3 separate regions of the Mus musculus genome follow, and regions 1 and 2 are each linked to region 3. A link is a loop called in an ENCODE intact Hi-C map of the cell type or tissue named here. Cell type or tissue: heart. All regions are shown on one strand. Links, peaks and the distances in the headings refer to the core of each region. The heading gives the core; the rest is flanking DNA. Region 1 holds the start of Stat3 (signal transducer and activator of transcription 3). Region 2 holds the start of Acly (ATP citrate lyase). Region 3 holds the start of Nkiras2 (NFKB inhibitor interacting Ras-like protein 2).

Region 1 (9,994 bases), core at 2,160-7,159, 320 kb after region 3:
CACCACCACCCATGTCTCAAGACAGTGTCTCACATAGCCCAGACTGGCCTCATACTCCCAGTGTAGTCCATGGTGACCTCAAACTTCTGATCTTCTTATCTCCACCCAACAAGGGGTTTTAGAGGAGTGTGCCACTAAATCTGGGTTTATCTAGTCCTAGGGATGGAAGCCATGGCTTCATACACACTAGAGAAGCACTCTACCAACTCAGCCATGTTCCTAGCCTGTAGCTGTCTATACTTCTTAAGAGCATGAAAAACTCCAAGGGACTATTACTGAGTAGTGATAACTTTCAATGTGTTGACTATTAAAATACATGGAGTGGATCATAGGTCTTTGAAGCTGCAAAGAGGCTTATCATGAGAGCCTCTATGTAACAGGAATGTACAGTTTGCCATGTCTATATCTCTATGTCAAAGATATATCTCCTCTGTCACCATGTAAATCCCCAGTCCCTAGTCACTTAGCTTCCCCTGTAGGTCAAAATCTCCTAATTACTCTTTCTTTCCTTCAGGTCACTAATGGTGCCATGAATCATAACTTGCCCAACTTGGTAACCAGAGAGAAAGATTGAAGATTTCAGTGTTAATTGATATCATTTGAATGTTAGCTACGTGCTAGGCACCACGCAAAATTTCTTATGATGTAACAAATGATCTCACTCGGTCTTCACAGCTACCCTGTGAGTGGACCCAGCAGGCAGTTTGTGGACAAAGAAATTGAAACTCAGAGATGTTAAAGCAACCAGCCTTAAGGACAAAGAGGTGTTGTATCTGAAAATTCAAACCCAAGGTGTCTGGCCTCATAGCGCTGCTTTAGAATGCCATTGCGTCTGTCCATGTACCACAAAACCCTCAAGCACATCACCCAAGCAATAGTTACCTTAGGAGAGCTCAGAATGTGAGTTTCTTGACTGACGCATTTAAAAGGTCAAAGGTCAGGTCAATTGTTCAGTGGTGAGTAAAGTCATTTATTACCACAGATAGAGCTGGCAAGATGGAAAGCCAAGGTCTAAACATCACTTTCTTATGGGGGTAGATTTGCCTTCCATATTATTTTGTTGAGCTGTTAAAATGATTTTCAATAAAATAGATCCAAAATGAACTGGTAAGTTAAAGAGTGTCTGGGAAAACACACACTGAACTATTAACAGGAAAACAGGTAAAGCTTTTTAACACAGCATATATTACTATCATGAAAAGAATTCAATCTTTTTAAAACACAGTTCTAGTGACATGATCAGAAGAGAAGGCATAAAAGATGTGGCTCTGTGGCCTTCCTGTTTCCTTCTCCTCAATTAAGAGCTTCCACTTTTAGCCCCTAAACCCACTATGCTGTTTTAAGCTCAGCACATCCACGCCCCCACCACCTTGAAAGAACTGTACAAGCTCTGCAAGAATTCCTAACCCTCCTGTAAGTGCTCTGGTGTTCCCGGAAACTAGCCCTCCTGTAACCTCTCACCCCTGTATAGAATGAGCCTCTCTATCCTTGGACCTTTTCCTAAGAACTTAAGATATACAGGGCTCTTGCTGTGGAGCTGCATGCTCTAAACATTTCACTTGCATGAGAGAGGGTCTCCCTGTATACCTCAAGTTGTAGGCATGTGCCAACATGCCAACAGACCGACCTTCCCCCCACCCTTTTGTCTGTCTTTTTTTTTTTTTTTTTTAAAGTTAGGTAAGAAAACTGAGGCTCAGCCAGGCAGTGGTGGTGCACACCTTTGGTCTCAGCACTTGGGAGGCAGAGTCAGGCAGATCTCTGTGAGTTGGAGGCCAGCCTGGTCTACAGAGAGTGTTCCAGGACAGCCAGGGCTACACAGAGAAACTCTGTCTCAAAAAAAAAAAAAAAAACCAGAGGGGAGCTGGGGGGTGGCCGTGGTGGGACAGGAGGGGAGCTGGGGGGTGGCCGTGGTGGGACAGGCAGGACTGAGGCTTAGCTTCTGACCAAGAAGCAGTGAATCCAGGATCGGATCCCAGGTCTCTCTGCCTCCGTAGCCTCAGACTTGAGCCACTCACTCCTCTGCCTTAGGTGAATACTGCAACAGTGTGCACTCTGGTCCCCACTAGGCCTACAGTTCCATGAGAACTTGGGTGGGGTTTTGAATACTCATTCTCCTTGGCTCCTGCCCAGCTTCTACTCTCTGCTGCTGTGGTTTTGTTCTGGTTTGGTTCTTTAACACGGGGTTCTCTACATAGCCCCAGCTGGCCTGAAACCATGAACCCCAGGCTTCCCTTGATCAAATTTGCAGCAATCCTCCTGTCTCTGTGAAAATACTTTTTCTTGAACCGGGGCTTTGCTAGGTAGTCTCCAGCTAGCTACGCAGAATACCTGGCCTTAAATTGGTAGTGGGCCTCCAGCCAGTGTCTCCCAAATCCTTGAATTGCAAGCATATACCAGCAGACCTGCCTAGCCTTTTTTGAGACAGGGTCTTATTAGCTACTCAAAGCAGACTTGGAATTCACTAGGTAACCCAGGCTAGCTTCAAACTCACTTTTTTTTTTTTTTTTTTTTTTTTTTGGCCTCAGTTCTTGGCTAGCCACATGCTAAAACTGCAGACATGAAACATCCATGGCCAGCTTCTGCTTAGTGTTTTGTTCCTGTTCATCTTAAGCCAGGGTCTTAGCTGGCCTGGAACTCAATTTGTAGACCAGCTGGCCCTTAATTCTTAGAGATCCACTGCTGCTGCCTTCCAAGTGCTGGAATTAAGGGCATGTGCCGCCAGCACCATTCATCCGTCTAGCATGTGTGCATGCGTGTGTGTGTGTGTGTGTGTGTGTGTGTATGTGTGTGTGTATGTTAGCTGAATAAAGTTATAGCAAACATAACATAAAAAAATGAGAACCATAGTAGAAATTCATTCTTCCAAATGTTACTCCTTTAAACAAATTATTTCCAAGAATTTGCCACCAAATACAATCTGGTAATCCCAACTATCTGCACCAGAGCAAGCCAAACATTCTTTTCACCATCAAAGACAGCAAGCCAATGCCATCCTCCACCATCTCACTGAGGCCGGTCCACAGCACCAGGAGTCCTTCAAGATTTAGGGCTATCCTTCAAGCACTCTTTAGATGAGTTTTTTGGTTTTTTTATTTGGCTAGAACTTTAAAATCCGAATGACATAAAATGTGTTCCGTGGTAGAGTGCTTGTTAGCAACCTAGGTTTCGTCCCCAGAAAGGGAGAAAAGGAGAGTAAAAGGGAGGGAAACTGAGGGAAAGAAGAGAGCAGGGAGGGACAGAAGGCACAGGTGTAAGTAATAATGCCTTGCTCTCCTTAATGACATCAACGTGTTGTATTAGACAATAAAGCATTTATCAAGTTGCTCCAACAGCCTGCAAATCTACACACAAGATGTCACTCTCCCTAGCACTTTTCACAATGTCAGAGAGGTTAAGTATTCTCTGAGCTGTACACCATCACCATCTCTTAGAAAACATCAGCTAAAAGGCTTCTGGGCTTGGGCATCAAGGAAGGTGCTCACTACCTCCGCGCCCTTCTCACATTTGGATGTCAAGACAAAAGAAAAAGGAACTTTCTACAGACAGAAACGACCACTGACCACAAGGCTCTCCGGCTGAAATGTCATTGAGGTCACAGCCGCCCTTTAGCTAAAATTTGCCTAAACATCTCCATTAAAAAAATAGCTGAAGTTTGACAGTAAATTATGCTAACAGGAGAGGGAGAGAGGGGGAAGGGGGAGGGGAAAGGAGAGAGGGGGGAGAGGGAGGAGAGAGGGTGAGACACAGAACAGTTACTTTGGCTTTCAGCTGCCAATGTTTCATTATTCAGATTTTCTCTGATACTTCTCAACAGGGAACATACTCACTCTAAATTGAAACTGAATACTTAAGCATGGACCAAGAAATATGTAAAAGGCAGACGTTAAACCATTGTAACTCACGATGCCTTAAGGCAAGTGTCTAGGCCTATTGGCCTCAATTTCCTTATCTACAAAATGAGGTTAGCATTCAGTGAGCCACCTAGCTATCTCTCAGCCCCTATCGAGAGCCTCATAACTGAGGATTATCTCTAAGTGGTTATTTGTCCCGATGAACTACAGATGAAAATAAAAGATTCATGAATCTGCTAATGGTTCTTTGTGGGGAGTGTGCTAACACTAAGAACAAACACTCCAACATTTTCATTATTATTATTCCAGATTCTCTTCCCAGTGGTTCTCCCCAAAAGCCCTAGGTTTGATTCCCAGGACCCAGGTGGTGGATCACAACCATCTGTCACTAGTTCCAGAAGCTCTGATGTCCTCTTCTGGCCACCTAGGGCACTGGGCACACACTGGCACAGACGTGCATGCAGGCAAAACACTCATACACATAGAACAAAGATAAATAAAGTCTAAAACTAAAAAAAAATTAAAAGATCCCGCTTAGTGTTCTGGTCCGGCACATGCAATAATGAAACAAACATGTTTCCTCAAGGAACATAGACATTATTTAATATAAAAAGAGAAAAAATGGCTGGCTCAAATCCTAACAGTCTAATTCCACATTAAAAAGAAGATAGAAGTGATTTATTGCTTTAATATATTCACGTCCATGCTGCACCTACACTGACAGCCCAACATTCACAATGCATACACAAATAAGCACTGTAGTAAACAGCAGGTATAAACTACACACACTCTGAATAAGGAAACTGAATAAGCACTGACAGTACCCATACACACATCAATTGATACAACCGAGGGATGTGGACCAGGTATGAAAAAAGTGACTTGAGCAACAGTCTGGATTTTGCCAACTTACCAATTTATAGCCACACACCCCCCAACAGGTAAAGTTTACACACAGAACTCAGCCAAGGCCAGCCTGTCTTTGTTTCCCTAGCTTCTGCTTTTACACAAGAGCTTGGCTATGAGACAGAAAACTCCCACTCTTGATTGGCTCACCCTGGCCTGTGCAATTAAGCAACACCACGATCCAGTAAATGCAATGGCTCAATTATTTATCGTCTCGTCGAGTTTACCAGGTGTTTATGAGAGAACAATGTCAAAGAGGAAAGAGGTTTGTTGCTCTTTAGAGCTGGTTTGGCCAGGGATTTATTTTGAATTGGGAAAAAAAAAAGTGTTCTTAACAAGGTGGGGGAAATCATAGCTTAACACAGAAAGAGATGGGAGAGAATTTAGAAAGGATACAAGTTTGTCAATTTTCTATAGGAAATCTGATTCTTAAGAAAAAAATCTAGCCAGTCCCAGAGGCTGGGGGGGGGGGGGGAGGGGGAGGGGGAGGGGCGGAGAGGCAGGAGGAGAGACACAACAGTTCCCACCTCCTAAGTGGGTACAGCTGACTACAGAAGGAACGGGAGCAAGGCAAAGAAAGTGGCTAGGCAAGGAACGGCCAGGCCCAGCACAGGGGCAGGAAGGAGGCTCCTTCTAACGCCTCCACCCCAATGATCTCCACCTGAGTGGCAGTGGCTCTGGTGGCCCGAACGTCCCTAGCCTCCGGGAGCAGTCACAGGAGGGCCGCTTCTGTCAGTTCTGTTACCCTCAGCCTAGAATGTCCTCCCCCCCACGGTCCTACACCCCCCAGAACTCCCCACTCTCTCTCCGCATCTCCCCCTCGAAACTTACAGCGTCCCTTCCTTTCCCAGGCTGGTTCCTGTCATCCGGACGTCAGTGCCGCCGGGACGACCCTGTGTGTCTCCTCCTATCCTCCTGCCCCATGTAAGTGTCCATTCACAGCTCTAAGCACCCCCACAGCTGACGAACCGTGGGGTCCCCCATGCCGTCCCCCGTGCCGTCGGGGAGGTGGCCCCACCCTGCACCCCCTTCACCTGTCTCCGGGGCTGAGGCCCGACTGGCCGGCCTGCGCTGACTCCAGGCGCGAGCTGCTGGGCTCCCGAGGGCCGCCTGGCCTCTCCTAGCCGACGCGGTCAGGCGACACCGAGCGGGGTTGTACCTCAGCGATCCGGTTAGGGCTCGTTCCCTCCGCCGCGACGTCGGAACCCCAGGTTCCCCCTCCCTGTCTACACTGCAGCTCCGGAAACCGCTGAATTACAGCCCCTCCAGCCAATCCCCACCCAGCCGCCACTGGCCAAGACACGCCTCCATGCATAATTAAGGAATGGCCAGCTGGCTAGGCCACCCTGAGGCCTCCGGGCGAGCGCTGTACTTCCTAAGCCCCGCCCACTAACCAATGAAAAACGCCTCTAGGAGAGAAGGCGGGGTCGAGAGCTCTGGGCACACCTCCCTGAGTTGGCTGTTCTGAGAGCTTTGTGCTCCTCCCTCCGCGACCAAGGGACGCGCAGAGGCCTAGCTTACAAAAAAGCCCGGGGGGAGGGAGGAGACATTAGCGGAATGTCCTGCTGAAAACTCAGCTGAGTTCCTGGCAGTGCGTGACGTCAAGACACTTTAAATGCCCTGATACGGCTCGCTTCTGCCCGCTCTCCCTTTTCCCGGCCCTTGGCACCACGTGGGGGCGAGTTTGTGAGCTCCTTACCACGTGGGAATCAGCCACTTAGGCGGTCCCCAGGTGTCACCCCACTTAAGCATTTGGGTTTGTGGAGACATCAAAAAAGAACATGGGCAACTCCTGGCTGCTCTGAACTTCAGTTCTGCGTGATTATGGGCATACACCCGGAAATATGACGTGGAAATAGAGTAATTACTAGATTGCGTGGGGGAGAATAGTGGCTATAACCCGGTTCTCTGTTCCACCATTTCAAACCTGAATCTCAACAGCAAGGCTGATTGGTCAGCTCACAGAAATGCAGAGAGCCTATGCATGACAGCTGACACGAATACACAGTACTTGCCATTTCCACGTGTGTCTGAGTTCTTTTTTTTTTAAACTGTTATACTGGGTCTTGAAATTCTGAAAGATAGTTTTGACCAACTTGTTTCCATTAAAAGGTACTTATTTTAGGAGCTAGAGGGATGCCTAAGTTAAGGGGACTGCCAGGCTGATCCTGGTAAAAATTCAAGTTCAAGTTCCAGCATCCCACAAGATGGCTCTTAGCCATTTGTAACTCCACTCTGGGGTCTGGGGGGGGGGGGGGGATCTGAAGCCCTCCTCAGGCCTCTGCCCGCAGCAAAGACACACACCTTGTGCAGAAAAACGTGCAGACAAAATTAAATCACTTTTAATTAGGCACTTAATTTTAAGAACTGAAGCTAACACACACAGAGAGAAAGCCCATAAAATATTCTGATGATTTTAGGATTCATTGTTAACATTAACTAGTCTTTCACCATTAAACTTAAATGTCCAATTGAGACAAACCAGTTCTTCCACACTTTCCCACTACTGCTTAACTAGAGTGGCAGGAGTTAGGAGTAACATCCATTTAGTCTTTTGGGGGGGGTCTTGACGCTCTTGAAATTATCTGACCTATTTCACGTCTTGTATGTTGGGAGTACAGATTTTACTGAGTTGGAATCAGCAGTTCATGGTACGTGTATATGCTTGGCTTTCTGTCATAGAGAATGAACTCTGCGTACTGCAGTGATTTGTATGTATATGTGATGGTAGGGACTTACAAGTACACCTATTGGTGTTTGTATTGCTGGTGATTAGCACAAAGAGAGATAAAGATAAAAATCTAAAATCTACAAGGGGCTGTTACCTCTCCACAAAGATAATCCCCCAATGGTATATTTTAAAACACAGCTAATATACACAGTTCAGGAAACTTCAGGTTTTTGTTTTCTTACTAGTATCCTGTTTTCTTGAGACAGGATCTTAGGATCTCAGAGATTTTTTTCCAGCCTCTATCTCCTGAGTGAGCTGAGATTGAAAACATTCCTCCCACACCTGTGGAAGGCTGCAGATTTTTCTGTTTTTAAAGATTTGTTTATTTATATGAGTACACTGTAGCTATATACTTCAGACACACCAGAAGAGGGCGTCAGATGCCCACTACAGATGGTTGTGAGCCACAATATGGTAACTGGGAACTGAACTTAGGACCTCTGGAAGAGCAGTGCTCTTAACTACGGAGCCATCTCTCCAGCCATGTCTGTTTGTTTCTCGAGACAGGGTTTCTCTGTGTAGCTTTGGCTGACCTGAAACTCAGTTTGAAGACCAGTCTGGCTTCAAACTCTTAGAGATACACACCTGCCTCTTGCTGCCCAAGTGCTGGGATTAAAGACGTGTGCCACCACTGCCCAGCTAGGTTGAAATTTTTTTAATAAAAATCTTCACCTTCTTCCTCCATCAGTCTATTTCCCTAAAGATAGATATCGTTATTAATTTCTGGCGAGAAGAATCAATGACTCTCAACCTCTCCTGGGTCACAGATAGTCTGTGAGACTGACAGAGACTATGAATTCTAGGCCCCAGGAGAGAGACGGCCCAGGCTTTTACTCATGTCTACTTATGGTTTCCGAGATGCCTGAAACCTGTCCAAAGCCTGGAGATCGAGACCTCGAGTACCACTTCAGATCCATCTTTATGAGTGTGTAAGGTTTAGAATAGAGTCCGGAGCTTTGATCACTCTGCGCATGCTTCATCACTGAGCTACTTCCGCAGCTCCATACCTAGTTGCAAAGCAAGAAGCAAATGTAGGGTCATTAATGTTGAACTTAAGTCTCCCATTACCTGGGTGATCCACTCCAGCGTGAAAACTGTTATATATACACCTAGGGAGGGGTGGGGAAGAAGAACACAAGCATACATGAACACACACACACACACACACACACACACACGGAGCACAGCATTCATCTTCACAGCAGGATATTCCCAGATATTCCCCATATCTCCTAATTCTCTTTGAACTTGATGGCCCCTTTAGTCTACTAGCTCTCTGATAACATAATTTAGTATTTGTTTAATGATTCCTTGCTGACAAAGCACATATAACCATTATTCTTTTGTCAAAGTTTGGTTTAGTCAAGGTTTCTCTATGATACCCAGGCTAGCCTACAACCACATTCCTGACTCCCGCTGCCAAAGTTCGGGCTGCAGGTAAAGGTCACCTTGCCCTTCACATTTTCTCTTCTTACCCCCCACCACACACACACACACACACACACACACCGATCATTTAGCAAATAGGAGAGGCCATAGAATCCACTGGTAGAACACTAAAGTTGAAAGACTTGTTTTGTGGCTCAAGCTCATAAACTCAGTTGGGGGCCAGGGAGACAGCTCATTTGATAGCCTACCTGCCATGCAAGCCTAAAGACCTGATCCCAGATCTCCTCAAAGCCCAGTGTGCTCCTAGGTCAGTGGGCAGAGCCAGTTCTAGGTTTAGTAAAGGACCACTTCCAAGGACAGGGTGAGCTTTCTAATTGGCCCAACAGGTAAAAGCAATTGCCTGACAACCTGAACTCAATGGCCAGGGTCCCACATGATTGAAGGAGCAAACTGACAACTCCAAGTTTTCCTCTGACCTTCCCACACATGCTATGGCATACAGACATGTTAGAAACACATACACAGAGAGAGAGAGAGAGAGAGAGAGAGAGAGAGAGAGAGAGAGAGAGAGAGAGAGAGAGAAATAGGGTTTTTCTTTTTTCTTTTCTTTTTAATTCATTTTTTACACTTCATATTTCATTCCCCGCTGTCTTAGTCAGGGTTTCTATTCCTGTACAAACATCATGACCAAGAAGCAAGTTGGGGAGGAAAGGGTTTATTCAACTTACACGTCCATACTGCTGTTCACCAAGGAAGTCAGGACTGGAACTCAAGCAGGTCAGGAAGCAGGAGCTGATGCAGTGGCCATGGAGGGATGTTCTTTACTGGCTTGCTTCCCCTGGCTTGCTCAGCCTGCTCTCTTATAGAGCCAAGATTACCAGCCCAGAGATGGTGCCACCCACAAGGGGCCTTTCCCCCTTGATCACTAATTGAGAAAATGCCTTACAGTTGGATCTCATAGAAGCATTTCCTCAACTGAAGCTCCTTTTTCTGTGATAACCCCAGCTGTGTCAAGTTGACACAAAACTAGCCAGTACACCCGCCCCCCCCCATCCACCCTACGACTGTTCCACGTCCCACACCTCCTCCCCACCCCACCCTGTCTCCAAGTGGATGC
Region 2 (9,994 bases), core at 1,657-6,656, 95 kb before region 3:
AAGGCGCCACCAGGCCAAATATAAGTGATTTTTTTTTTTAACTGAGCCTTTACCAACTGCTGGACAGCACACTAAATGCTTCCTGGATGTTCCTGCTAATCCTTATAGCTCATAAAGTGTTATCCCTATTTGACAGATGGGGACCTAAGATCAAGAGACGTGAAATGGTTTGCCTCAGGCCACATGGTTCATAAATGGAGAGGTGTGATTTGGATACCAGCCTGTCTGGTTCCAGATGAAGGGCCCAGAGCAAACGCAAGACCCTGCTTGGCCAGCTGCAGCAGACACAGAAGCAAGTCTGCAATCACGGCGCTCCTTGAGACACCTCCAACAAAGCAAATGCTTTCCCCTCCTCAGAGCCTGAGCTGGACAGAAGGGCTCAGGGTGCAGGCAGAGCTTACCTGGCTGAGCAGCCACGGGTGGTCCTGCAGCAGATGGGCCCAGTCTGTGTCGGGAGTCACCCGGGCGTACTTGAACCGGTTCTGGATGGCCGAGGTGGTGCAGATGTACTTGTACAGGAGTTCTTTGCCGGTCTGCTCTGAAATTGCCTTGGCTGACATGGCTGCAGAGAGACCTGGTTTACCTACAAGGGGAAGAGGACCTGCATGGTCAGTCTGGGCAGGAAGGTCAAAGCACTATCTTCCCCAACAGGCTGGATCTACTCCCAACTCCCCCCCAAACAATAAAACTAGATCTTGGCTTTTCTCAAGAGAAAGAAAAAGGGCCACCCTGGCAGGAGGGGATGGGAGGTGTCCCCAAAGCAGCGTCGTTGACAGATCTAGATCTAGAGGTGAGAAAATTGTAAAAATTATGAACGTAGCACCAGATACAGTAGTGTCTTCCCATAATTCCCCTCACCTGGGAGGGAGAGGGGGTAGGATCACAAGGTCAAGGCCAGCCTGGGCCATATGAGATCCTGTCTCAAAAGGAGAAAGAAAGAGAAAGAGGGAGGGAAGGAGAGAAGAAAGGAGAACAAGCAACAACAACAACAAAAACCTGCAAAGTTCTTCTGGAACTCTTGGATTGACCTTAACCTTGTCTCTACTCCCTCTGGGCAAACTAGCTGGCCACAACCACCTTCAGTCCAGAGTAAAAGGCAGATCAAAGGGGAAGCTAGGAAAGAAGTCCAAGAGTCAGATCCAAATGTGAATACTGTTCTATGAGATGGGCCCGGACACACTGAACTATTCTTTATGTCCTATGACCTGTGAAGAACACTGCTGGCCTTGCTTTCTTCCTAGGTTTCATCCCCCTCCCAGCCTGACTCACATATATCCCCTGTCCCCTAATAGAGTACAGGCCCTGGTGGGGTAAGAGGAAGGAAAGAGTTACCTCAAAGCTCCTTTCAACTAGGACACTAGACTCCCACCTCCAAGTACATAGCAGTCCCAGGGCAGGAAACTATGACCTACAGATCATCCCATCCACCCCACTGAGTCATCCGAGCTGTCAGCTTGGAGCAAAACCCTCTAAGCAAAACAGAGGTCTCTCTGGGGACCCCCCTGTACTAGTCATTCCTAAACTGAGCCAGGACTGGGGAGAAGGCAGAAGCTATCTTCGGAGCTGCAAGCATAGCTCATTGGCAGAGTGCTTGCCCAACACGCATAAGGCCCTGGGGTTTGCTCCCCAGCACTGCAAGAAATAACTTACCTCATGGGAACGCATCAAGTCCACTAAGAGGCATAATCCCACTTCTCAAAATTCAGAGGGAGGGCGTGAACTTGCCTAAGAAGGCAGACTCACCAGTTAGGACTCTGGTCCTAACACTCTTACAACCGAGTCTCTAGGAAACAGCTACTGCAGCCTAAGAGAAAGACCATTTCTCCCAAGACTGACTGGGCCCCCTTCGACTCAGAAAGAGTCTATAAGGAGAATTCTCTCGTCCTTCCTGCCCACTACCTTGCCAGACACACCCACTCCGCCCCAGAGCAGCTTGTGTAGAGCACTGAGAAGAGATGGAAAAAGGAAACGCAGTCCTGCCAAGTGCCTGCCTGGACCAAGACAAGCTGCCCCTGTGTCTTCGAAAGGGCCGGAATGGAAGCTGTTGCATTTGCTCAAGAGAAAAAAGTCAAGTCCGTGTAAGGAGGGGAAGTTAGGGGCTGACACGCCCAGGAAGGTTAGTATTCTCTCCTAGCCCAGGGAAGGCAAGAGTCACAGGGTCACACTCAACTCCTCTGCCAATCGGCCACGCTGGAGAGACTTCAGATGCTAGCCCTGGCTGGGCTGCCTCCCCTATCTCTAAGGCACCACAATGGGCATACTCAGCTTGGGGCCGGGTTCAAAGTAGGTAGCTGGAAAGGGGCTTCTCCTGGGATGGCTTGGAACTCCTTAATTTGTTTCTGAAGGAGACGCCCCAACCAGCCCCACTGCCCCAGAGTCCTCCACCCCCACCCACTCCAGTTCCATTTCCCAACCTTCTTGACTCAGACCAGAAAAACTGGTCCTGAAATCGAATGGGCACACCCACCCCTACCCACCTCCCAAACAGAATGCAGCCCAGGGCACCTTAATCAGAAAGAGGAGGGGGCGGCACTGACCACTTCCAGCCACTCATACACCTTCAAAAACAAAATCACACACTTCAGAAGAAAGGAAGCCCCTGGGCCAAGCCTATGCCTACGCATAAACCAGTTGACAGAAGACTGACCACAGTCCCCAGAATTTAGTACCTCCCAAAACAGACCCAAGACCCAGCTAAGGGAAGGATGAAGGAGACAACACAACCTTAGGCAACTGAAGGAAATCACAATTTTCTTAAGTCTCAGATCACCATGAGGTGGGTGAAGGGGTGTCTCTGGTCAGGAGGAAAAAAAAAAAAATAGGGAGATGATACAGGAACGGTTTGCCAGTTTACCAAAACAAGATGTGCCACCAGAGCACTGCGGCTTGGCTGGAAAGGCTGAGACAAAGGACTCTTAGACTAACTGGTGGAAGGGCCTGGTCTCTCAGCAGGGCAGCTCATACATCCTGGGAGGCCCCAGGAGAGATCAATCAAAACTTCACTCATCAATTCCCTGCTCTCAACAGCAATGGATCGGTGAGGTTCTTTCAGAATCTAAAAAGCCTGAAAACCGTGAGGGAAGTAAGTATGCGCTTACTCAAACATGTGAAAACTTCCGTTATTAGGAACAATGTGACAAAAGTACATCAGAATCTGGGATTGGAGGACACCCCCCTCCCACACACACACACCCCAAAGCCTTTCTCAGCGGCTGATCACGCTGTCAAATTCGTGATGGATGGTTTCACAGCAGAGCTGAGCGCCCACTCCCCCAACAAACTGTTACCTGTTAACAATAACCTGCAAACTCTTAGTGGGAACCATGCCCAAGGTTCCAACACGCACACGCACCTATACACTTAGATATATGGACACACACACTCACATTCTCTCTGTCTTTGTCTGTCTCTATCTCTCTCCAAGAAAGGGATCTTTTGAATTGAATGGGCTATTTTCTACAGTGACTGCCTGAGGACTGAATTCACTCACTGAGGCCCCAGGAGCAGCCCAGAGGGAAGGGTGAATGAATGAAGCCTGCTTTTAAAGAAGACTCCTCTGGGACCCACTGAGGAGGGTCGACAAAACACTCTCACTTTAAGGGCTGGGGAGGGGGAGGGGATGACAAGCAAGCAATCCCCTATAGCAAAGGAACGGACAGAACTCTTCCGAGTATTCCCTGCTACAGCAGACAGTGTCTAAATAGAGATTAAAAACAGCAGCTACTCTGTCTTCAAGGCCTCCTTTTACTGCCCCCCCCCCCCGCAGAGGGGAGCGTTTAAGCAGCTTTCTAAGAGGTGGAAATGATCTTTCCAGGACAGTTATCTCTCGATAGTAAAGAAACCCGACATGCTGAGCAAAGTTAAAGCGGGGACAGACAGGGTTGGCTGGCAGACTAAAGTGCCTTATGCTGTCCTTTCCAAAATTATGTCAGGAGGGATCCCTCATAGCAGAATTTCAAGACTGAAGAAAGCAGCAAGCTTTGGGGACCAGACCTCTGCCAGGCCTGACAGGAGGTAGAGGTAGGTAGCATCCTTTGCACACACGCGCGCCCGCGCACATACACACACCCTAGGTGCTTGTCTCATCCAGACTCCTGAGCACTCCGACCATCTGTTGTTTGGGGGCTACACCAGTAGGGAGCTCCTTAGCAGGGAGAGCCCATCCAGCGCCGTCGCTCCGGAGCCAAGTCCTCGCAGCAAGGCCTCAGGCACTCTGAAGCAGCACGACCCCGCGTGGCCAGGGCCCGCTCCCTACACTTCGACATAGAGCTTAAGGGATTCACCACAGAACTAACAGGACAGGCCTGCTTGAGTCCGGCTTGCGAGCGGCCGGCGTGGAGAGAGTAGCCACCGCCATCTCTACTACCCGCCCCGGCATCCGGTGGGGAACCCGAATGGGGCCCAAAAAAGTGTCCCAAAAAAAGCCCGACTAGACTCGAGAGCTGGCCCTGGGTGGAGCTGAGAAGAAGCAGGACGCGCAAAGGCAATCCGGAGGAGGGAGAAGTAAGGTCGGTGGCAAGCAATGTGCAAACTCCCAGGAACTAGAATAGGATTGGGAGGGTGTAGACATGCGGCCCGCGGCTGGGGAGAAGACTACTATAAAGCTTAGACCCGCACAAAACTTCCGAGCAGGTGCAGGGAGCGCGCGGGAGCGCCCAGCCAGGGAGCCCGGAGGTGGTTCCGGGTTGGGGGAGGGAAGCAGGAAGCTTAGTGGGTACTGGGGGGTCGCACCCGCGCCTACGACTGCCGTACTCACCTCTTCGAGAAAGCCTGAGTGTGGCTCTCTGTCCGTAAGCACCAGCTCACCCCAACTCTTCGGATCGCTCCAGCCGCCTGCAGCAGCCGGGGATCCGGCTTTTGTTCCGGCCCAAGTGGGCTCCTCCCCGCCCCCCATCAGCTCACAGGCTAAGCAGCCCGGCGATTGGGCACACGCGTTCCCTAGCCTGAGCTCTAGGCTCCTCCCCATTCGCTGCTGTGGTGGCCCCGCCCTCAGGCCTGACCTGGGGCTGATGGGACTTGTAGTCCCGGACGTGGGCGGGGCCGTGGGCGGGGCCTAGGATGGGGAGATGGGCCGGGCGGCTCTAGGAGGAGAACCTACGAGGCTGGGGGCTGTGGCCTGATCGTTTCAGGGGCTGGGCCGGCCAGCCGCCGGGTTGGGTAGCTGAGGGAGGGGGTTGTTGGCCCAAAAGGCTATAGCACTTCTCCCTGGACCTGGCGTCCTCTTCCTCCCTCCCAGGAGAGCAACTGACGTTCTTATCCCAGGCTCTTGTAAGCCGCCACACCAAACCCAGTGCGTTAGACCTGCTTTTGAAAAGCTACGTCTGCTTTCCTTTCACACGTGTCGCCTCTCCGCTCCTGGAACCCTCCCCAGGGAATTTACCAGAGCCAGTCTACACGACCACGCTACACAATCAGACTGTCCGACCTAGGACATAGATTGGAGGAAGGGGTAAACTAGTGAGGCCAGAAGGACGCCAGTCCCAACGCGAGTCCTCTTACAGGCTCACCTGAGCGCGGATCTGGGCGGAGCTGATCATTTATCTGAGATTAAAACTTAGGACTGGGGCCATCCCTGCCCAACCTCTTGCTCCCTCCCCCAACCTCAAACTAAGACACCGAAAGCAATGAACAACCTCCTCTTTTCTGTTACTTGCGAAAGATAGAACATATTTTCCAAACCCAAAACTGGAGCGCCCAGTCTAACAGGTACCCGAGAACTTCTGGGGCAGAATAGATAAATCATAAGGTCCTGGAAATCAGGAATTCACTGCTTCCCTGGAGTGGAAGCCTCTCTTGCTTGTCCCCTAGTCCCAGTATGTCTTCCCAGATGGACCCAGAAACTAACAATTTTCCAGCTCTAGGAAGGAGGCCAGAATCATCCTTTAATCAGCTCAGGTGATGCGTCAGCCCAGGGTGCAGAGAATCTGCATGGCTGTGCCCCTGGCAAAAAACCCTGGGTCAAAAGCTCCCTGCAACAATGTTGCAACACTCTCCTGGGCAAACACTTTCCCAAGGCCCCCCACTCCCAGGCCCTTTTCGGCCAGTCTTTGGATGGCTGAACTTGTAACACCCATTCTTGACCAGCGTGTGCTCCTTTTTTTGTTTGTTTGGGTTTTTTTTTTGTTGTTGTTGTTTTGTTTTTTACGAGACAGGGTTTCTCTGTGTAGCCCTGGCTGTCCTGGAACTCATTTTGTAGACCAGGCTGGCCTCGAACTCAGAAATCCGCCTGCCTCTGCCTCCTGATTAAAGGCGTGCCACCACTCCTGGCTAGCGTGTGCTCCTTGATGACGTCTTTTTTTTTTTTTTTTCTTGGTCCCTTCCCTAATACTCATTCTTTAGAAATAACAGTTTAGAGTGCCCCTTGCTCCTGCAGTTGAGGGAGAGGCCTAGAACCTACCCAAATCTCTGTGAGTGATCACTTCTCCCCAAGTAAATAAATATCGTCTCTGAAGTTGCTCAAATTCAGGCCCTGGAGGACAGCAATTCAGAGTTTTTATTAAAGTCTGTTTGTTTTCTGTTTGAGACAGAGTAACATGTAGCCCAGGTTGTTCTTAAACTTGTTGTTTAAATAGAGAACAACCTTGAATGTCTATCCTCCTCCTGTCTCAGCTTCCCAAACGCTGGAATAAGTCGTGGACCCTTGGGACTAGCTAGTCTTCACCAGCTAACCAAAAGACTGTAGTTAATGTGAATTACCTGTGGGGTGTCCTAGAAAAATGACTAAGCAGGTAAATGACTTGCTATGAAAAGATGATGCGAGTTCCATTGCCAAAACCACATAACGGCAATTAAAGAAAAATGGCTCCACAAAATTGCCCTCTGAACTCCACACACATAAACTGTAGTACCTGTGTCCCCCTACATATACACAATAATAGCTTTTTTTTTTTTTTAATAGGCGGGTAGATCTCTATGAGTTTCACACAGCCTGGTCTACAACACAACTATTCCTTTGTTTAGAAAGAATAACCTTTAGTCCAGCATGGTGGCACACACCTTTAGTCCCACCACTTGGGAGGCAGGTGTATCTCTGTGTGTTCGAGGCCAGCCTGGTCTACAAAACAGGTGCCAAGATAGCCTGGGCTATACACAGGAAAAAAAAAAAAAAAAGAAGAAGAAGAAAGGAAGAAAAAAAAAAAGGGAATTTCCAGCAGAATGTGGTAAGGCAGTGTTCTCAACCTTCCTAACACTCGACCCTTTAATACAGTTCTTCATGTTGTACTGACCCCAACCATAAATTATTTTGTTGCTACTTCATAGCTGTAATTTTGCTACTGTTATGAATCATAATTTAAATACCTTATGTGCAAGATATCTGATATGCAACTCCTGTGAAAGAGTCATTCAAAGCCCCCCTAAAGGGTCCCCACTCACAGAGGGAGAACGGCTATGGGAAGGGAACCCAATACTCTCAGCATTCAGGAGCCTCAGGAAGGATGATCAGGAGTTTGAGGGAAGCCTTAGCTATACAGTAAGATTTTCTCCAAGCAAAACAAAACATTGGAGTTAGAGAGATGGCGCAGCAGTTAAGAGCTCTTGATGCTGCTCTTCCAGGACTGAGGTTCAAGTCCCACCACCCCACATGGCAGCTCAAACCTTCCATAACTCTAATTCTAGGAGATATGATGCTCTCTTCTGGCCTCTGCAAGCACCAGGCACACACATGGCACAGATGAACATGCAGGCAAAACACTAATAAACATAATTTTAAAAAAAGAAAAAAGAAAAAAGGACACTCAGCCTGTGTGGTGGTGGAGTATGCCTTTAATTCCAGCACTTGGAAGGCAAAGGCAGCAAGATCTCTAAGTTCAAGGCCAGTTTGGTCTACAGAGTGAGTTCCAGGACAGCAAAGGCTACACAAAGAAATCCTATCTTGAAAAACAAACAAACAAACAAATAAACAAAAAAGAAAAAAAGAAGAAAATCAAATAAATAAATAAATAAGAACACGCCTAAACAAGTATCCAGGTAAGAAACAACTATAAACTTTTTTTTAATGTCAATTTGGCAAAATCAATAAAAATTGGAAATTGCCTGAAGCTCGCCCTGGTGGTGTGGTGCAGGAGGGCTGGTGAGCTGACCAACTCAGCTACCACCCAGGTCCACATCCAGGGCTTTGATTTGGCACACCCCCAAAGCTACAGTATCTCTATAGGTCAACAACAGGATCTCTAAAAGGACTTTCCAATGAAACTCCAGTATTGATCGTGTAGAAGAAGCCAAAGGCCTCAAACCAGATCAATGACTCATTGCAATGAACATGTTCAGGTAAAGAAGTATGGGTGAAAGGGACTATGTGACACACTGTGACACACTACAGCTTCCATGATGGGCAGACTATGTGACACACTGTGACACACTACAGTTTCCATGATGGGCAGACTATGTGACACACTACAGTTTCCACGATGGTTAGACTATGTGACACACTGTGACACACTACAGCTTCCACAATGGGTAGACTATGTGACACACTACAGCTTCCACGATGGGTAGACTATGTGACACACTGTGACACACTACAGCTTCCACGATGAGATGCTTTGTTTTGTTTTAATTTTCTTTTTGGCAGAGCATTCCAATGGTTGATACTAAGGGGGACAGGAAGAAGGAGTTGGGGTGCAGGATATGAAATTTACAAAGAATCAACACAAAGTTTTAAAAGATTGCACATTGCACTTGCCCTTGGCTCCTTCAATTCCACTTTTATTAAGTTATTCGTTAGGGCTATATTTTGTACCTGATGATGGAATCCTGATGTTTCCTTCTTTGCTGACCTGAGAGCACTTTGAATAAGGCCTTGGCACTTAGGAAGTACTCAACAAATATTTGCTGAAGGATAGAGCACCCCTACCCACCCACCTCATCAAAGCGCTGTTAGACATGGGTTGGGCTGGTTTTAGAAAAGAAAAAGGAAAGTAAGTGTCTTAGTTAGGGTTTTACTGCTGTGAACCATGACCAAAGCAACTCTTACAAGGACAACATTTAATTGGGGCTGGTTTACAGGTTCAGAGGTTCAGCCCGTTATCGTCAAGGCAGGAACATGGCAGCATCCAGGCAAGTATGGTGCAAGAGGAGCTGGGAGTTCTACATCTTCATCTGAAGGTTGCAAGTGGAAGACTAACTTCCAGACAGCTAAGATGAGTGTCTTAAAGCCCACACCTACAGTGCCATGCCTATTCCAAAAAGGCCACACCTACTTGAACAGGGCCATACCTTCTAATAGTGTCACTCCCTGGGCTGAGCATATACAAACCATCACAGTAAGTAAAGAGAAAGAAGAAAGTATCTGTTGGAAGCTGGGCATGGTGGCACAAGCCTATATTTAATTCTAGCACTTGGGAAACAGAGGCAAAGATCTATCCTTGGATATGTGGTCAGTTTGAGGCTCTGTCTCCAAAAAAAGAAAGGGAGATAGAAAGAGAAGAAGGAAAAGGAGGGAGAAAAAATAGCTATGTGAGAGGCCAGAGAGGTTCCTTCGATCTGTGCCAATCAAGCTGGGCCCCATCTTCTCACTGTTCTGGTATCTTATTCAAAAGCTCCAAATCTTTTGCTTTTCCCAGTTATAATCACCCCTAGCCTCTTCTGGACAGGTCTATGCTGCGGCATTATAGAGGGTTATAAGCACTATCCCCGGGGTCAGGCTTGGGTCACTCTCCAACTCTGAAGATTCTAGACTTGCTAATGGCTCCCTCCTAGATTTTAAGCCACTTCAGCTAGTTATTTTTAGGTTTTGTTTGTTTGGAAACAGGTTTTCACTGTGCAGCCCTGGCTGGCCTGGGCTCCCCATGTAGAACAGGATGGGCTATAAGTCACAGAGACCTGCCTGTCTGCCTTCTGAGTACTGTGGTTAAAGGTATGCCCTGGCTCACTTCGACTCATGTATTGAGTACCAGCTCTACCGAAGACAAGGGTTCTAGCAGATGTTTCTCATCGCCACAGCTTGAGCTGAGCATTAAAGTCAGTTTGCAGATAAGCAACCTGCCTGTCTGAG
Region 3 (9,994 bases), core at 1,807-6,806:
GTGTAACCGGTGCACACCTTTAGTCCAGCACTTGGGAGGCAGAGGCAGATGAACGGTTCTCTATGAGTTCAAGACTGGCTGGTCTACATAGAGACCTGTTTCAAGTCCGAATCAGTGACACTCTCTACAGGAGATTTACACTTGAGTAGGATAGATTCCTCAAATGACATATAGCCAAAGTCCCTATTTATAGCAGTAAGAAGCACTAAATTCTTTCCAAATATAAGTAAAATAAAATGTAAGCTCTGTTTGTGTTAGCGAGGGGCTTCCGTTCTCATTTGGCAATACCTTAAGTTATATAGGAGCGGATGATGCTTAACTCCAGACACTGTAATGACATGGAAACTCAAACAGGAGGAGGAGGAGGCAAGGCTAAACTTGATAGCTCTTGATCAACTACACTTTGTCTAGCATCTCAGCTTTCAAGTCAGGTACTACCATACACCTGATGACTACAATATTCCCCGTATCTCTCCGAGTACCGCTTATAAGTCTAACTTGGACAGTAAACCCCTCAGAATCCTGATTTCTAGACCTCCTGAACTGACTCTGTTCAAATTATTCAGCCTGAAGACATTCCCTACAGGCTTGGTATGAACATGAACCACAAGGGAAGGAGAGTAAGGGGACTGTAGTCCATCCTAAGAAAAGGATCAAATTAATCATGCTACTGATAAAAGAATCAGTTCACCTTTGGTATCAGAACAAGTCCCGCCCGCTCCCAAGCGTACTCTAACCCCCCCACCCCACCCCACCCCACCCCGCTTTGAAAACCCGTTCTTAAGCTGGTGTCGGAATTCACCAAGTGTTCGAGAAAAACCACTCACTCAGCACCTCCCTAGGCTAGGCCAGACTAGCAATCCCGAGCCACTGCAGCTGCCCAGCAGTGCCAACTGCATTTAAACAGCTGTTCTCCTTGAGCTTAAGAATGCTCTTGGGAGGAATGGCGAAGAAGCGTCTGCCCCCGTACTGCAAGAGACAAGCTCCTCATTCGCCCTTCTGTCTATCCATTCTTAACTTCTACGGCTATCGGGGAGTGGGGGGCGACCAGGTCCATACAGTGAGCATCCAATTCTCTCAGCCTCACACTAGAGACCACTAAGGGTCATTAGTGAGGAAAGGGAAGTGAGGAGGAGAATGCGGGCTTCGGAGACGACCAGTCAGGACGGGCAACAATGCACACAAGTTAACCAGAGCGGGCGGAGGTCGGGGCTCTGTTAAGGAAGTCGTCATTGTCGCCGCGACGCCTCCCCCACTCTGCAGCCGACCTCTGGGGTTCCTACCCTTCCCCCCGCCCCCGCCCGGGAACCCGGCCTCCACGATGAAGTCCACCTTCCTCCCCGCGGCAGAACAAGACCATGCCTCAAGCTCCCTGCTAGGCGGAAGCAGAAGGGGACAGCAGACCCCCTAAGTGTACCCCTTCAGAGGGATCTCGGTCGACTCCAGCTCAGATGGGGGCGGGGGGTGTCTGCAGGAGAGCCATCGTCTCTGCATCTGGGGGCTGCCTCGCTGGCGGGTCCACCTGCCCCAAGCCACGAGCTGCAAGCTCGTCTCCTCCATGACTCTACCACCCGGTTGGTTACCTCTTGGCGTCTTCGTCCTCCAGCAGTTCAGGCTCGGTCGCCGCCATTACCACATCGCACTCCGCGGTAGCCGCCATCTTACCGCCGGGACCAGAGAGCCGGGTGGGAGGCAGACGGTGTAGAGCACTTCCGGTCGGAGCATCGAGCCGCTCGGCGGCGCCGCGCCCAGAGGGACTCCCTCGAGCCCGTCTACCAACGAGAGGCTCCGCTTGGGGCCAGAGCGGCCTTCCATCCCTGGAGGTCCACGGTGGTCTCCGCGCTGGGGCGGGGGCCCAGGGACGGTTCCTGTGCGTAGGGGGCGCCACTTTACCCGTGAATAGGAGGAGGGTACAGAAGGAGGTTGCCTCTCTGGGCCTAAGCTTGCCTCAGTATCCCTACAGCCCGGTTGCCATAACAACTAGCAATCCTAGAGAGCCTCCGGTAACGCTTGGGAGTCCCTGGTGGGTGGAGACGGGGTCCCCAAGACACTTGAGGAAGAAAAGCCCCCCCCAAGACTACCTTCCTGACTTTGCAGTGTGTCCACAGCTTCCTCCCTGGAAAGGCATGAAGAGCTACTTTGAGCCCAATCCCCAGCTTCATCAGTTCCTGGAAGCCCTGCCCAACCAAGCGAGGGGAACGCAGGGCGTCTTCACCCTGCTCCTTTCATCCTCCACGGATCTCTAAGCACCAACTGGTTCATCACCCCAATGACGCGGACCCTTTTATGAGGCTGCTTTCATGTCAGCCGCTTGGGAGTGCCATCTCAGCGTTAAGCCTAGAAAGGATGACATGGCGCGCCAGCCCCTGCCCCGGAGTTTATAAGGCAGCTCATGGGGTGAGGTCCCTTTTCCTCAGTGTCCCCTGTACTCCTACTTCTCATAAACTCTACCCAGCACGCTTGTCTGGCCAGATGTTGTCTGGATTGGGAAGACAGCATAATTATCTTTGTAGTACCACTACCACACACAACAGTGTTGGATTAAATTGAGGCCCTCTGAGGTTAAATGTGGGGAGGAGACGACCTTGAAATTGTAATTTAAAGCCAAAAGGAACGAAAATAAGACAATGGAATTTAAATTTCCCTTAAGGAAAGTGTGTGTCAAAGTCCCTAACCTTATTTGTAGGTCCTTATCATTACTGACGGAGTGGAAACTACCTGGGCCACTGGATAGAGAATGATAGCTGGACCTCAGTGAATTGAAATGCTGTGACCCTTTAATATGGTTCCTCCTGTCATGGTGATCCCCAGCCGTAAAATTATTTTTTGTTGCTACTTTGTAGCTATAAATTTTCTACTCTTATGAATTGTAATGTAAATATTTTTGGAGATAGAGGTTTGCCAAAAAAAGTCATGACCCACACAGGTTGAGAACCACTGCCTTAATTAACGAATTTAATTTTTCACCCATTTTTCAACAACGGGGGGGGGGGAAACAATTTTTTTCTTCCTTCCTGAATTTCTTATGTTAGATTTCTTCTGTTCATCTGTTCAACATGAAACCTGGGGTAAATCACACAGACCCACTGCCCTTAGCTTGAAACCTTGTCATCAATGCTTTTTGTCCCCACACCACACATCCCCCAAGTCTTTTCATCCCAAACTCTTAAACAATAAACTTAGAGACTGCAAATAGTCTCCTAACTGATCCTCAGTTTCATCTTTGCCAAGCCTTGGCTCTTCCGAGAGAATGACCTTTCTTGCAAAAGTGGATGGAGTGTGTCATTTCCCTGTAATAAACTTACCAATGGCGTGCTATTGTGGTGTTTGGTCCCTGGCCTCCCACACATCTTCATTATTTGGCTAGTCTCTGCAATCAATACTGAGCCCCTAGGGATTCCTGGCTCCAAAACTGTCATGAACCTTGTTGTATTTCCTCTGTGTAATAGCTAGCCCTGCTTGTCAACCTGACCGAATCTGGAATGAACTACAATCCAGAAATGCAGGGCACACCTGTGATCCAGATCTTGAGGTTGGAACACAGGTTTCTAACCTGGATCTTGACATGGAGATCTTGAGGAATAGTGACCAGGAAAAGCTTAAACCCAGGTAAGGTAGTTACATGCATTTAATCCCAGGAGATGGAGGCAAGCAGATCTCAGTGTAAGGTCAGCCTGCAACAAAGCAAGTTCCAGATCCAGACCTGGTGGCACACACCTTTAATCTGGGACACACCTTCTGCTAGAGGCCTTCATAAGGACGTTGGAAGAAGAGCGATTCACTCTTCTTTGCTTGCTTGCACTTACTTGCCAGCACATCTGTTGGAACCTACTACTTCAGGATTCCAGCTTAGGCAGAAGACCAGCTGAAACAACGAGCCTCGTGGGACTGAGAGAACTACTAGATTCTTGAACTTCTCATTCACAGCTGCCCACTATTGGGTTAGTTAGAATACAGACTGTAAGTAATTACAGTAAATCACCTTAATTTATAGAGACATTCCATAAGTTGTGTGACTCTAGAGAACCCAGACTGATACAAGAAATGTCATGGTTCTTGTATTTCCTCTGCTTCAGAAATCTCTGTGCTATTCGGCCCTTCAAACATGAACACAGACACCCCCCTTTCCTCCCTCCTCTTTGGTACCTGTCACCTCTAAGTTAAATGCCCCTCTGCCATGCCCATAGCACCCCACTTCAATAACAGCATTCATCATGGTTGGTTTTAATTGTTACTTTGGCTGGCTAATTATTCTAGACAATGAATTTATGGTTCAATCATTCTAACTTGTAGCTTTTCCTTTGTATATGGCCCTACTTAAGGCACAAACAAGACAAAGTAGGTGCTGGGGTGTTTGGTTTCTTTGTCTGTTTGTTTTTGAGACAGGGTCTCTGTATAGACTATGTTGTCTTCAGAAAATCTCCCTACTTCACCCTCCCAAGTGCTGGGATTCAAATGTGAGCCTCCATTCTAAGTTCAAAAAAATTGCATGGTTAGTTGAGCGTGGTGGCATGTGCCTTTAATCTCAGCGCTCGGGAGGCAGAGGCAGGTGGATCTCTGTGAGTTCAAAGCCATCATGGTCTACAGAGTGATTTCAAGGCCAGCCAAAGCTACACAGAGGAACCCTGTCTTGAAAATCAAAAGAAAAAAATTGAGGCTCAAAGAGCATTTGCCTAGTATGTGCACGATCCTGGGTTCCATTCATAGCATAGCATAGCCAAGAAAAGAAAAAGAAAACTTGTCGCATAGATGATAGAACGAAACGTCACTGGTCACTGTCTTTTAGAGAGAGAACATTTTAGTGTCAGAGCCTGGAACATCGGCTTAATAACCAGACACAAGTTCTGGTGGGTATTTCCCCGCCGGCCTCTGGGGGCGCTGTGCGATCCGCGCTCACTTTACGCCGCCGGAAGTTGTCTTGAAGGCTGGCCGTTGCGGGGCGGGACCTCTGGGTCAGTCCTTCCACCCAGAGGAAGAGGGCCGTCTTTACGGTCGAGCTGCCCCTCCCATGGTCCGGCCCACTCCGGGGGGCACCTCAGCGGGAGTGCTGCGGGGACCCGGGAGGTATGGAGCTGGGAGGCAGGGCTCAGCGCGGCCTCTGTCTCGGATTCACTTTGGTTGTCCTGTGATTGCCTCTGAGATTCTGAGGGGTGCCCTTCAGGGGTACTCTGTGGCGGCGGCCTCTGGCAGCCTCTCGAGTGTCGCTTACTAAAAGGCTCACACCACGGGGTGGAGATGAGCGACAGGAAACTCTCCTGGAGAGGTTTCTGCTTGGGACCCCTTTGAGGCTTACCTCTGGATCTCTGCTTTCTGGGGGGAGGAGGAAGGGGCGATTACTGGCGCTCCCCGGGTGCCTGTGTCAGGAAGTTTCCCTTTAGAAGGACCTCTCTCTGCAGTCTCAAGAGAGTTTATAAATCTGAGCTTTCTCTGTGCCTGTCAGTTCAAGGGATGTAAAAGCCATCTTTCGGAAGCACTTTTCTCTTTATTCTGTTTCTTGTCAGATCTTTATTTTACCGGTGGATTCAACTGGGAATGGTTAAATGGAATTTATTGCCATCCAAATTAGTCATTCAAGAAAGCAAGTTATGCCGGGCAGTGGTGGTTGCACGCCTTTAATCCCAGTACTTAGGAGGCAGAGACAGTCAGATTTCTGAGTTCGAGGCCAGCCTGGTCTACAAAGTGAGTTCCAGGACAGCCAGGGCTATACAGAGAAACCCCGCCCCCCCCCCCCCGAAAGAAAGAAAGAAAGTTTTTCTCCATATTTGCACACTCTCCCTGAGGAAAAGATGTCAAGAAGAATCTAAAATCCCTGCTTCTTTCTTCACGGAAGTCATGGTTAAAAGGAGAAAACAGCCTGGTGTGCATATGCCTCAACTATTTCATCAGCTGGGAGCCAGCTTGGGGTACATGAGACCCTGTCTCAAAACAACCCCCTCCCCCCAAAATCAAACAAAAAGAACAGGAGTATTTGTGGAACTTCCTTCAGTATTTGGTGCCCTATCTTGTGCACAGGAACAAACCCGGCCAGCTGTTTTTGTCACCCCACTCTCTAAGCCCCTCCCTTTGTGGTGCCATTAACCCCACCCTGGCTGTGTGCCAAATCCTGGCCACTCATGGGATAAGGAGGTTAATTACAGCTCACTGCTCAGTAGTTCGGTAAACATCAGGGTGGTGCTAACTCCCTGATGCTCCCTGGCCTGCTGTTTGGATTCTGTCTTCCCTCACCACACGGCTTCTGTCCTTTTAGGTTGAAAGCTAAGCATGGGGAAGAGCTGCAAGGTGGTCGTGTGCGGCCAGGCATCTGTGGGCAAAACTTCAATCCTTGAGCAGCTTCTGTACGGGAACCATGTCGTGGGTGAGTGTTGCTGGGCCCGGGAGACTGGCAGAAGACCTTGAGTGAAGGATCTGGTCACATCCTGAATCCAAAAGCTAAAAAGGACACCAGCTGCTTTCACACCCTCCCAATTAGGGCTGGAGGCAGGGCTGACTGTCAGAGCCCTGGTCTAACATGTACTAGTCCTTGGGTTTGAACCCCACAATGGAGGGGGAAAATAAAACATTGTACCACCCAAGTTCTATGACATTGTACAAATCTAGAAGGAAGAAACCCAAAGCCAAGATAGGAAGAAGCCCATTCCCACCCCACAGCACTTGGCCAGAGGTGGATGTAGGGTGTCTGCTTCTATTACTGCCCGCCTTGTTGTTATCGTCTTTGAGAGGGCCTCACTGTACGGCCCAGGTTGGCCAGGAACTCTCACAGATCAACCTGTCTCTGCCCCTGCCTCCCCTCCTCCAAGAGCTTCAATTCAAGGTGTGTGTCTCCACACCCAGTTCTGTGTTGCCCTTTTGCTTGGTGTGATAAAGACATGACACTCGGTCTCACTCTCAAGTCTGGTCTCTCCCGAGCCCCCATATTCCTTATGCCCTGTGTCTGGTCGGCTTGTTAGGCTATCTACCTTGCTCCCATCTCCCATCTCTCTTGACTCATTTTAACCCAGGTTCTGAGATGATCGAGACCCAGGAGGACATCTATGTAGGCTCCATCGAGACAGACCGAGGGGTGCGGGAGCAGGTGCGTTTCTATGATACACGGGGTCTCCGGGATGGGGCCGAGCTGCCCAAGCACTGCTTCTCCTGCACCGATGGCTACGTCCTGGTCTACAGCACAGACAGCCGAGAGTCGTTCCAGCGCGTCGAGCTGCTCAAGAAGGAGATCGACAAGTCCAAGGACAAGAAGGAGGTACATGTCCTAGACTTCTGCTGGGAGCCCAGTGGTAGGAGAGCATGAGCGTGGGTCCTCGGTATGCTTTCGGGTGTATACTGGCTGGTTTTGTGTGTCAACTTGACACAGCTGGAGTTAGCACAGAGAAAGGCACTTAAGGTGAGGAAATGCCTCCATAAGATCCTGCTGTGGGGCATTTTCTCAATTAGTGATCAAGAGTGGAGGGCCCCTTGTGGGTGGTGCCATCCCTGGGCTAGTAGTCTTGGGTTCTATAAGAAAGCAAGCTGAGAAGCAAGCCAGTAAAGAACATCCCTCCATGGCCTCTGCATCAGCTCCTGCTTCCTGCCCTGCTTGAGTTTCAGTCCTGACTTCCTTTGATGATGAACAGCAATGTGGAAAATGCAAGCTGAATCAACCCTTTCCTCCCCAACTTGCTTCTTGGTCATGATGTTTTGTGCAGGAATAGAAACCCTGACTGAGACAGGGTGCTGGCATGATTCCCAGTTGTGCGCATTTGCCAAGAGGTAGTTTAGGAGCTAGAAGGCCGGGAAGATCATTGGAGAGGGTCTTCAACCCACACAAGAGGTAGTGGGCCACATGATAGGAGAGCTCAATCGCTGAGTCTTCTTCTTGGTTTACTAGGTTCCCTCCTAGCACATGAAGCGCGGTCTAGTTTTCCTTCTCTGGGGCTCTGTGTTCTTGCTAGTCCTCCAGAAGTCCTCTGGGAACTGCATCCTCCCCAGCTGTTGGCCAGAAACAGCTGATGGCTACACCTGGTCCTGAGCCACTGCATGCCGACAGTCCCTGTTCTCATCTGTCCTCTCCAGGTCACCATCGTGGTCCTTGGCAACAAGTGTGACCTGCAGGAGCAGCGTCGCGTAGACCCTGACGTGGCCCAGCACTGGGCCAAGTCCGAGAAGGTGAAGCTATGGGAGGTGTCGGTGGCTGACCGACGCTCCCTCCTAGAGCCTTTCATCTACCTGGCCAGCAAGATGACCCAGCCGCAGAGCAAGTCTGCCTTCCCCCTCAGCCGCAAGAACAAGGGCAGCGGCTCCTTGGATGGCTGAATAGCTGCCCTTCTTGCTTCACCATTCCAAGCCCATTCCGGGATGGGTGGCGAGCACAGGGTGCATAAGCAAGCTGTTCTTCCCAGTCGGTAGGGGAGTGACCCTCTAGGACAGGAAGCTGGGCTGGCCCAGGCCAGTGCCACCTTTGTCCTCTCTTAACTCCAAGAAGTGCAAGTGAACTTGATTGTTGGCCCTCCCTTGACCTTCCATAATAGTTCCCACCCCTCCCCCAGCTGACCATATTTTCTCCACTGTCACCTAGACACTTATGGGTTAGTGTCCCTTCCATCTGCCTGGTGCAGGAAGCAGGGCCGTCATGCCAACGCGCCCAGTCCAGGATCTGCCTCCTATCAGGGATCCCAACTCTGAATTTCCTGCCACTAACATACACACAGTACCAGCCTTAAAACAAAAGACTAGGTACTGTAAGCATACATTTGTGCGAGCTGGCTTAGGGTTGGTTCCTCATCCTCCACCCTGACCTTTCCTCTGGCCTGTTCAAGGCCTGGTAAAGTCAGGCTCCTGGGAGTGGCATTTCCTGTTTGACCTCTACCCATCTCCCAGTTGTTTCACTTCCTCTTCCTGTTCCAGGAGCAGAGGTCTTATTGGCTGAGGTAGAGTGGAGTGATGACTGGGCTGTCACATGCCCTGAGACTTAGCAAGACTCTTCTCCCCTGAGCGTCAGTCTTCTCGTATGTGAGTTGACAGAAGCTTGGATGTCACCTAGAGCCACGGGTAGCGCTGTGACTTTTCTAAAGCTGGTGGCTTGGGCCTCCTGTGTGTCTTCTGCCCCTGCTCCACCCTCTTTAAGGTGCTACACCTACCGGCCCTGGAGGCTGGACGGCCTCTCTTAACCACCAGGGGGCAGGGGTGCACTCTGCTCAGTGCTGCGAGCGAGCGGCTGTCTATTAACCTGCCCAACAGGGTAGTGTCCATCCCTCCTGGTTGGTTTTGGCTAGTAGCTGGACTTTATATTTATACTCTCTCTGTATTTATGCACCTGCTGCTCTGGTGAAGGTGGGATAAGCCGCGCCCCCAGCCCTTCTTTCTTACCTCAGATGCCTGAAGAGAACCAGGCAGCCCAGTAGCAGCTTCCCAGGAGCTGACAAGCCTTCCATCAGAGGCTTGTGCTATCAAGTGAGCTTATCACCCACAACCTGCGGTGCCCACTCCGTGCTTCTGATGTGCACACCTCACACGGGTTAAACACTATGGCCAGGCCACCTCCAATACCCTCTCCTCCTCCTAGAACAGGCGAGGGGGGGCTGGTGCCCAGGCCTGGGCAAGGAGAGTCTGGGCACCTACAGGCTCAGGCTTGAAGTTCATTTATTGATGTGTTGGACACAATAAAACCACAACTGCTATTATCAAAAAGTTTCCCGTCCCCTACCCCTTTTCTTGTCCCATTGGAAATATCTTTCAAAAAAAGGGGGATATAGGTGGATCCTGGTGAAATCCCATGTCGAATGGGGGAATGGCACTGGCTTTGGTGACATGAAAGTTGATCTTGAGGGTTTACTGGACCATGTACCAGCCCGAAACGCCACACTTGGGATGGCCAGACCCAGTGTGGAATGGAGAGTCCCTAGGCTGAGGGAGACCCAGAGCCCCTTTAGAGTTGGGGTTCAAGAGAAACCACTGAAAGGCTAAGATAAGAAGAGCTGTAGTGCCGGGTGTGGTGGTGCACGCCTTTAGTCCCAGCACT

Evidence for each region. Peaks named below come from ENCODE experiments on the same cell type or tissue, not always from the same donor. Only the 100,000 strongest peaks of a DNase experiment are listed, where the experiment ranks them.
Region 1: it touches region 3 in a loop (2.9-fold over the local background); 1 of 42 quality-filtered maps calls a loop at or near these places.
Region 2: a loop joins it to region 3, with 2.0 times the contacts of the local background. A loop is called at or near these places in 1 of 42 quality-filtered maps.

What each region holds. Positions count from the first base shown.
Region 1 is chr11:100,933,465-100,943,458 of GRCm38, forward strand. Stat3 (signal transducer and activator of transcription 3) reads right to left here and starts at 6,076. Exons shown (of 24, transcript NM_213659.3): 1 at 5,792-6,076. Gm46295 (a long non-coding RNA gene) reads left to right here and starts at 4,874. Exons shown (of 2, transcript XR_001780333.2): 1 at 4,874-5,022; 2 at 5,609-6,778. In heart, for the core only: CTCF peaks have their summits at 4,267 (motif pointing left) and 6,360; DNase peaks (open chromatin) are centred at 4,847 and 6,077; H3K4me3 peaks cover 2,224 bases; H3K27ac peaks cover 2,078 bases.
Region 2 is chr11:100,523,039-100,533,032 of GRCm38, forward strand. Acly (ATP citrate lyase) reads right to left here and starts at 4,962. Exons shown (of 28, transcript NM_134037.3): 1 at 4,757-4,962; 2 at 402-583. The coding sequence starts at 560. In heart, for the core only: a CTCF peak has its summit at 4,227; DNase peaks (open chromatin) are centred at 2,223 and 4,963; H3K4me3 peaks cover 3,664 bases; H3K27ac peaks cover 2,755 bases.
Region 3 is chr11:100,617,945-100,627,938 of GRCm38, forward strand. Nkiras2 (NFKB inhibitor interacting Ras-like protein 2) reads left to right here and starts at 5,011. Exons shown (of 4, transcript NM_028024.2): 1 at 5,011-5,064; 2 at 6,248-6,355; 3 at 6,999-7,240; 4 at 8,050-9,658. The coding sequence starts at 6,262. The coding sequence ends at 8,289. Dnajc7 (DnaJ heat shock protein family (Hsp40) member C7) reads right to left here and starts at 1,683. Exons shown (of 14, transcript NM_019795.5): 1 at 1,584-1,683. The coding sequence starts at 1,660. It overlaps Zfp385c (zinc finger protein 385C), which reads right to left. Exons shown (of 9, transcript NM_001373887.1): 9 at 9,599-9,994. In heart, for the core only: CTCF peaks have their summits at 1,821 and 4,871; DNase peaks (open chromatin) are centred at 4,987 and 6,087; H3K4me3 peaks cover 2,639 bases; H3K27ac peaks cover 1,746 bases.